Regions from separate parts of the Homo sapiens genome. Here regions 1 and 3 are each linked to region 2. A link is a loop called in an ENCODE intact Hi-C map of the cell type or tissue named here. Cell type or tissue: GM12878. All regions are shown on one strand.

Region 1 (2,500 bases), 81 kb after region 2:
AAAAAATTTTTTTTAAATTGTATCAGAGCCTTAAAGAAGGGGCAAGTATGAAAATATTAAGAATCTATACAATGACACCTGCAATGTTGGGAACATAGATCAACTCAGAACAACTGCATGCATTTCCTGCTCCTTGATAAAACTAAAGAAATTACAAGTAAAGGAAGTGATGAAAAGGAATTTTTTTCAAGGCTGGGATTTTTAAAAGGCAGAGATCCTCCATCCCCCAATGGCAGCTTCTTGAATTTTTTGACACACATAGTTTACTAAATAATTAAACTATAATACATCTTCCCTCCAAGGATAAGCACTATAGTAAGACCTAGGAAAGTAATGAGGATCAAGAATGAGCCCTTTGGCCTATAGAACAGAGCTGTGAAGACTTGACCTGGAAATGAAGCAGAGAGACTGCTTGCTCTGGTAAGAATTCACCAGCTGCCTCTATATCTTAAATCTGTAAGAGAAAGGTGGATGTGAGTCTGATGTAATTTGGTTCCTATTTGAGTCTTTACCAAAGAAAGCTTGAGAACCTGCAGAAGGGATGGAGGGCAAAGGAAGCATGTGCTTCTCATTCTTCTTGCCAGTAAGCAGCATGTGGATAAGGGGAGCCTCCATGTGAACTGGAACTGTTTGGGACCCATTCCAGTGACTTCACATGTTCTCCTGTCTTCTGTTTGAAAGCCAGTGCCAAAGAAGAGACAGGAAGAATGCATGTGTGAGTAAAGGGTTAAACTCAGCAATATGTGTGGATAAAGTCCCGGTGTATTTCCTATCGGATGTATCAGATCTATTTTGAGGTTACTTATCAGTTGGTTATTGTGCTAATAATTGACATTAAAATTAATACTACAGTTTGGGAACTAGGCAAAGAGCTAACAAGTTTGCTTTTACACAGAGCTTTCCAAAAGCAATCTGTGTAACTTGTTTCTGGAATGCAGCTGTGTAAGTTTTCATTAACATCTTGCAGGTGGAGCCTAATTTTAGTTCAGCCTTGAGAAGGGGGAATTGTTTTCCTCACCATATGCATAGCACCGCAACAGCAGCAAAGCAGGTGGGGCTTTGCCAAGCACTTGTTTACTTTCTTGTTTTTTTATAAAATGGATGATTCATATCGTTAATCATGCAGTTTCTATTTGATTTTAACACGTCTTTAACAGAATAGTCTGGAGTACATTTGACCTACAGTTACTTGAATGTGAAACAAAAGCAATGAAATGGAAAATGATAAGAAAATGAGCAATGAATCCTAAATATAGTGGGGAGAAGCCAGTGAATGAAGTAAAATTTAGAAATACATCTGTTTGGCTACAAAAGCATTTTAAAAAGCAACCTTCCAGATTTTGGTTTGGCAATTTGAAGTTGGCTCAGTTAGAAAGTTCCATATATATACATATATATGTGTGTGTGTGTGTGTGTGTGTGTGTGTATTTTTCTTTTTCTTTGCCATTGCAAGAAGGAAAGTATTACAGGAAGGAAGCTGTTGCTGGAAAGAGAGGAGATGAGGGGTCAGAAAAGACAACTGAGATGCATACACATTGTTTTCTCATGCAAGTTCTTCCCTGGCCTTTGAATCTCAGGGAATGGCTGGTAATCGGCTTAAATTTTAGGACTGAGGAAAAAAATATTGTTAAGAATCAGAGAGTGATTAATGACAGTAATTTCTTTTTTCATTTGTTTAGGAACTATCTTAAGATTGACGTTAAGCTTCAAAGGCACAAACTCCATACCTCTACTATGTTTCATATGCTTCACTGCAGTGAACCTACTGTGTGTGTCTCTTTGGATGTGAGGCTAGTGTGGTCTGGCCATAACGTGGCTGCATGTCATCTGGCTTAAACAAGCGCCTTTGAATTCTTCTACCCTGTGGTGTGTGCATGAAAATTCCATTACCTCCACAGAGAGGGGGCAGCTCCATGTGCATATTTGTTTCTTTCAATTCAGTCTCTTGGAATGGATGGAATGTGTGATAACGCTATATAGGAGTCTATTGTTCTGAACCTTAAAATAAACCTTTTCTTAAAAGCCCTCTTCTGGACCTTGAAGGTCACCATTCAAGGGCTTTGCCTTTATGGAAGTTCTTAACCTGGTATACAGGTTTGTCCATGAAAGTGCTTTAGAATGTTCGTGAAAAAGGGTTGTTTTGGGCCGGGCGCAGTGGCTCACGCCTGTAATCCCAGCACTTTGGGAGGCCGAGGCGGGTGGATCACCTGAGGTCAGGTGCTCGAGACCAGCCTGGCCAAAATGGTGAAACCCCTGTCTCTACTAAAAATACAAAGATTAGCTGGGCATGGTGGCAGGCACCTGTAATCCCAGCTACTCAGGAGGCTGAGGTAGGAGAATCGTCTGAACCAGGGTGAAGGAGGTTGCACTAAGCTGAGATAGTGCCACTGCACTGCAGCCTGGGTGACAGAATGAGACTCTATCTCAAAAATAAAAAGTAAATAAAGAAAAGAAAATGGGTTTTGTTTTCTGAATAGACATGAATGTGCATATTTCTCAG
Region 2 (2,500 bases):
CTTTCCATACAGTTTAATTTTTTTTAAAAAATTCATCATCATCTATTGTTAACTGCACATTGGTCCTATGAAGCAGCTAAGTATTGCTCTCTCCATTTTTCAGATGAGAAAACCGAGGCTCATTAAGCTTAAGTGATGTCCATTTAGGTGACATCAGAGACAGGGATACAAATGCAGGCTTATCAGATGTAATCTAAAATAACACATTTTAAAAGTTCCAACTATGTTTCCCAAGTTTTGAGACTCCATATGAAAAATACAGGCATGTTTGTTTACTTCTGCAAAGCAAATTAAATGTGTAGCCCATGCATTATTGATGTCTATTATTTTCGTTCCTAAGAAGTATGTGTATCAAATTGCCTTTACAAGAGAAACTGTATTAAAACAACTTGTATTTACATGCCTTTTTAGTTTACACTTGAGCGTTTATTTTTCTGCTAACTTTAAGACAGTAATATGTGATGCTATTTTCAAAATCAGACATGCTGGTGACTCTTCCAGAGCATAGATCAGTGTTTGTACTTAAGATGTCCAGCCTGGAATAGGACTGTACCATTAAAGGCACATGTGCAAGTAAGTAAAGACTGCCAGACCAAATGGATGGCAAAGCCTTGAATTGTAAACTAACCCCGGAGGAACTTTTAGAATTGTTAGAACATTTGCCCATTATTTCTAGAAGAATCTCAGTGGCTCTAATCCATCTCAAACTTCTTCTCAATATAGCTCATTTCCTCTTGAAATTTTTCTTCTCTTCTATGGCCAGCATAGACAAGAAGGGGCAGACAGGCCTAGAGTAGACCCCAGGCCTCTTAGACCTAACTTAGGGCAAACGCAGAGAGATGCCCCAGGCAAATATGCACAGGGCTCTCAAGAACACCAGCAGCAGGGCAAATTGCTGCCTGATTTGCAGTTCTGCACTCTATCAGAATTTTATATCTGGAAGATAATAATTTAGAGACTAATACAACATGCTCATTGAATAGATTAGGAAATGTGTTTCTCAGAATTTGAATGACTTGCCCTAGTTCAGTGGTAGAATGAGAGATAAAACATGCCACTCAGAGTGGAATAAAATATATTTGTTTGTTTAAAAACATGACATTAATCAAGACAGACTAGTGGTGTAGCTGGAGGACCACACTTTAGATCACAAGATTTCTAAGTAAACTTTGATTTACTTAAAAACCTGGAGATAGAATATCAGTTTGGCTACCTTGCCTAAATAATGAAGTTAATATTTATTTCTGGAAAGGCTTGGATCTATCATCTAAAGTCTTAAATCATATTCATTCAGTGCCATGTTTAAGCAGTACAGTAATGAAAAGGAACAGTCAGTCTGAAAGAGAGAGCTGCTGATCGACACTCAAGTAATGAGTGTGCTTCCATCCAGTGCACAGGTGATCATTGGTGAGAGGAGGGCATGACTAGCAACTGCGTTTTCCTTGGCGCAGTGCAGAGCTGAGCAGGATGATTTATAAACCTCAACACATTGAAGACCAAAAAAAATAAATCATTAAGTAGCATGCCTCATGATTCAACTTGCTTTTCTTTCCCCCAACATGGGTAATAAATTGTGTGGGCTTTAATAATTTATAGGAGATGTTGTTATAATGTGAGAATATTAACTTTGGTGAGTCTTTTAATTTGTTTGTGATGTCAATAGTGTGCTGAAGTGTTTCTTCTACAGGACAGCAACACCACTAATGCACAATTGTATGCTGACTCTTCAGTCAGAGGCTCCTGGGGACCAGAAGAGACAGTTCACTTTAGCACTGATCTTATCAATTTGGTGTATGTCCCTGAGGAATTACATGCCACAGAGAGAATTAAAAGGAACAGTTTGAAAGCATTTAGAATCATATTAGCACATTCACATACAACCCCTCTTCCCCATGTCCTTGTGGAAAGATAGCCTGACTCAAGCAATTTTATTTCTGCCCAGGATTATGCCTCAGAAAAAGAGAGAGAGAGAAGAAGAAATCTTAACTAACAAAAAACAGCACAAGGAAAGCCCCCAAAATATTCCAGATTCATCTGAGAATGTGGCCAATTTCTTCCCAGTTAATAACGTCCTCCACAGATTTTCCCTCAGATGTTTTCTCGTCATTTCACAAATGTGACAGTAGTGACCCTCTCACATTTCAGACATAATTCCTCTCTGCCCCACCTATGTTTTCAATCAGGAAGGAAAGGGTTTTTAACAGTTTAGTGAACATCAGAGCCAGAAAAGTATATATAGGGAGAAGAAAGAGGCAGAATGAAAGAAAAAGGAAGGCAGAACAGTTCAAGAGATGATGTTATGGGAAAAGAGAGCTTCTGCAATAGGGCTGAGTGTGGAAGAGCCTGAGAGCATCAGCCAGGCACCATTCCGAATTTTAATTCCAATCTACAAGCTGCAAACACAAATGAAGACCTGCCCCTTCCTGAGTTTCAAGCAAACCTCTCTCCATATATAGATTCTGCTACTTAAACAAAAAAAAATTAAAACACATGAAGCAGT
Region 3 (2,500 bases), 140 kb after region 2:
TTTACATTTTTAGTGCTAACCACTGAGATACTAAAACATAGTTCACGCAGATCTAGTCTTTACATTTCAACATTCACATCTTGAGATCAACTTTAACATAGTAATGATCATACTAGAACATCATAATTGGATATATTCAATTAAATTTCGTAGAGTATTACCTTTACTTCTTATAAGGCTTGGGATCTCTTGCACTTAAAATTTAAAGGTACATGTGAATTTTACACAAATCTATCTACTTTTCCTCTAAAAGCAAATGCAGTAATAGCCCCTGACAGAATTCCCTTTGGAAGATATATTTTTCTTAGTAAGAGAAATCAACCAAAGACAACTTTTAAATATTTCTAACCAAGAGGACTGCAATATTCAATCAAGTTAATGTTATCAGTGTGGTGATTATTTGAATATCTTTGATGTCAGAGCCATGCCTCAGAATTTCAAAATTCACTTGACTTTGAAATCAAAGTATACATGCTTTTTTCCTACTGTAATATAAAATATATATTAAAATTTTATCAAAAAATTGAACACACAAAAGGAAACTGCAAACTTTGCCAAGGATTTTGATACAAATTTAATTTGTTTTCAAATATCTTATTATCTATGTAATATATAAAACATAAGCTAACTGTGAATGTGGTGTATATTTTACTATTTGTATGACAAAAGACTGAAGTTTTCCTGCCCTAGGTTTACATTAGCATGTGCATTTTTAAAAGGCAGTAGTATGTATTATAGTGGGGAAAATATCAGTCCAGGATTTGGAAATCCTGTTTTAGCTTCAATCCTGGCTTTGTCTACTAGCCATATGATTTCTTTAAATTTTTTTCTCTTTTAAACTGGGAATAGTATGTTTCCTACCTAGTTCGTTGGGCATAAAAGGATGCTTTAAATCAAATCTATAAAAACATATGAAATATAATTTGTTTAAGTGTAGTTTCCTTAGGAATCATAAACAACTTCACTCATTAAAGGTTTGTTATCTAATGTATGGCTATCCCTCTTTTCTTCATATTGCTAAACTCTTGTACTGTTCTTCCATTAGTGGAAAAAAGAGAAAAGGAAAAAGAAGAAAACATTTCAATTTTCAAATCCATCCCTTTACTATCATACTTTAGACTACTCTGATTAAAGATTTTGAGAGTGATGACATTGAATTCAACATTTAAAATCAAGTGTGTTATGTCTAATTTGTATATTTTGCCTTCAAAAGATGCAAATTCCTTCTTTTGGCATCATGTGAAGAGTTAAGAATGCAACGAAAGAACTGAAACAAAAACTTATTCCATAAATCAACACTCCAGAAAAGAGACATTTTTCCTGTTGTGATTGTTATTATCATTCCAGCCCCTAGCGTACTAAGAGATTAGGAAAGTTTATGATATGAATGAATGCATAACTGAATGAATGTCTCTATGTTTGCAAGAAAAATATTCTATTATTTTTGTATTTAATTATTAATATTTGCCACAGAGTCAGTCTTACCACAAATTTTTCTCTGTCTCCAAGCCATTGCTTTTCCCAGAATTTCTAAATTGTGAGTTGTTGCTGTTTTATCAAATATAGAATAGTCATCACTTAAATTGTTGGGCAAGTTCAGTACTAACACTTATCTCTTCCACTTAATCTAGAGGTGAGATTTGCAGAAGCATCTTAAAGACAAGAGGGACAGGGCTTAGAGAATTTTTTTTTTAAGGCACCGTTCTTGCAAAAGAGTGATGTAAGAGGTAAGGAAGCTAAGAGACAAAACTGAACAAATGAGTTTAGGGAGAAAGCTAGCCTTTTACAGAGTAAAAGGAAACAGAAAGTTTGAAGTACTTTCCTCCAGCCTAATGAGGGTTTTTGAAATTAAGGGTTCTTAGAGCAAACCTGGAATTAGAACAAGTTAAAGAAGTAAAGAATGTAGGGAATGAATGGAGAGGGCTTGTTTGTCTAGAGTTGGTGCTTTAATAGAAAACGGCAGGTCAGCAGCAATGGCTGCAGCTGACAAATTGGCATGTATAAAAATAGGGACATTCTTATGGGGGCAGGAAAGCAGAGTGCTAATAACAGAAGGTTTTTTTTTTTTTTTTGCACTTGTATTAATCCAAAGAAGTTATTTAAAATTATAGTTCACATTTTTTTTCTCCATTTCTCAGAATTGTTTAAAGAGAGGAAAGAGAGGAAAAGGAAAGGGATAATTTATAGGATGTACCTTAGGAATTATTATTAGAAGAATAAAAAAGACTACTACTGGCAAACCTAAGTGCATTAGAAATGAAGTAATTAAAGGTTCTATAAGAAAATGAGCAAATTAGAGCTAGCAGTCATCTATTAACCTACTGTGACTTATAACTCACATTTTACTTTTTTCTCCCAGTGCAAAGCTCCCTTATTACCGTGTATGATGTTCACATGCAATTTTCTATTGTCGTAACCACATATATGTGGTGATGAGTGGATCTTAATTTGTTCTTCTATGTGCCTCTAGTTCACCAGCTTTAATTGTAGGGCACAGTTT

The links. Hi-C counts contacts between places; a loop is a spot of excess contacts. Peaks named below come from ENCODE experiments on the same cell type or tissue, not always from the same donor. Only the 100,000 strongest peaks of a DNase experiment are listed, where the experiment ranks them.
Region 1: a loop joins it to region 2, with 2.0 times the contacts of the local background. A loop is called at or near these places in 1 of 110 quality-filtered maps.
Region 3: a loop joins it to region 2, with 1.9 times the contacts of the local background. A loop is called at or near these places in 1 of 110 quality-filtered maps.

What each region holds. Positions count from the first base shown.
Region 1 is chr1:81,680,707-81,683,206 of GRCh38, forward strand. It overlaps a transcript of ADGRL2 not described here. Among named protein-coding and RNA genes, the nearest start is that of ADGRL2, 120 kb to the right of the region's middle. RefSeq lists an enhancer at 1,575-2,143. In GM12878, no CTCF peak of the experiment used is centred here; a DNase peak (open chromatin) is centred at 1,156.
Region 2 is chr1:81,599,647-81,602,146 of GRCh38, forward strand. It overlaps a transcript of ADGRL2 not described here. Among named protein-coding and RNA genes, the nearest start is that of ADGRL2, 200 kb to the right of the region's middle. In GM12878, no CTCF peak of the experiment used is centred here; a DNase peak (open chromatin) is centred at 1,371.
Region 3 is chr1:81,741,338-81,743,837 of GRCh38, forward strand. It overlaps a transcript of ADGRL2 not described here. Among named protein-coding and RNA genes, the nearest start is that of ADGRL2, 58 kb to the right of the region's middle. In GM12878, no CTCF peak of the experiment used is centred here; no DNase peak of the experiment used is centred here.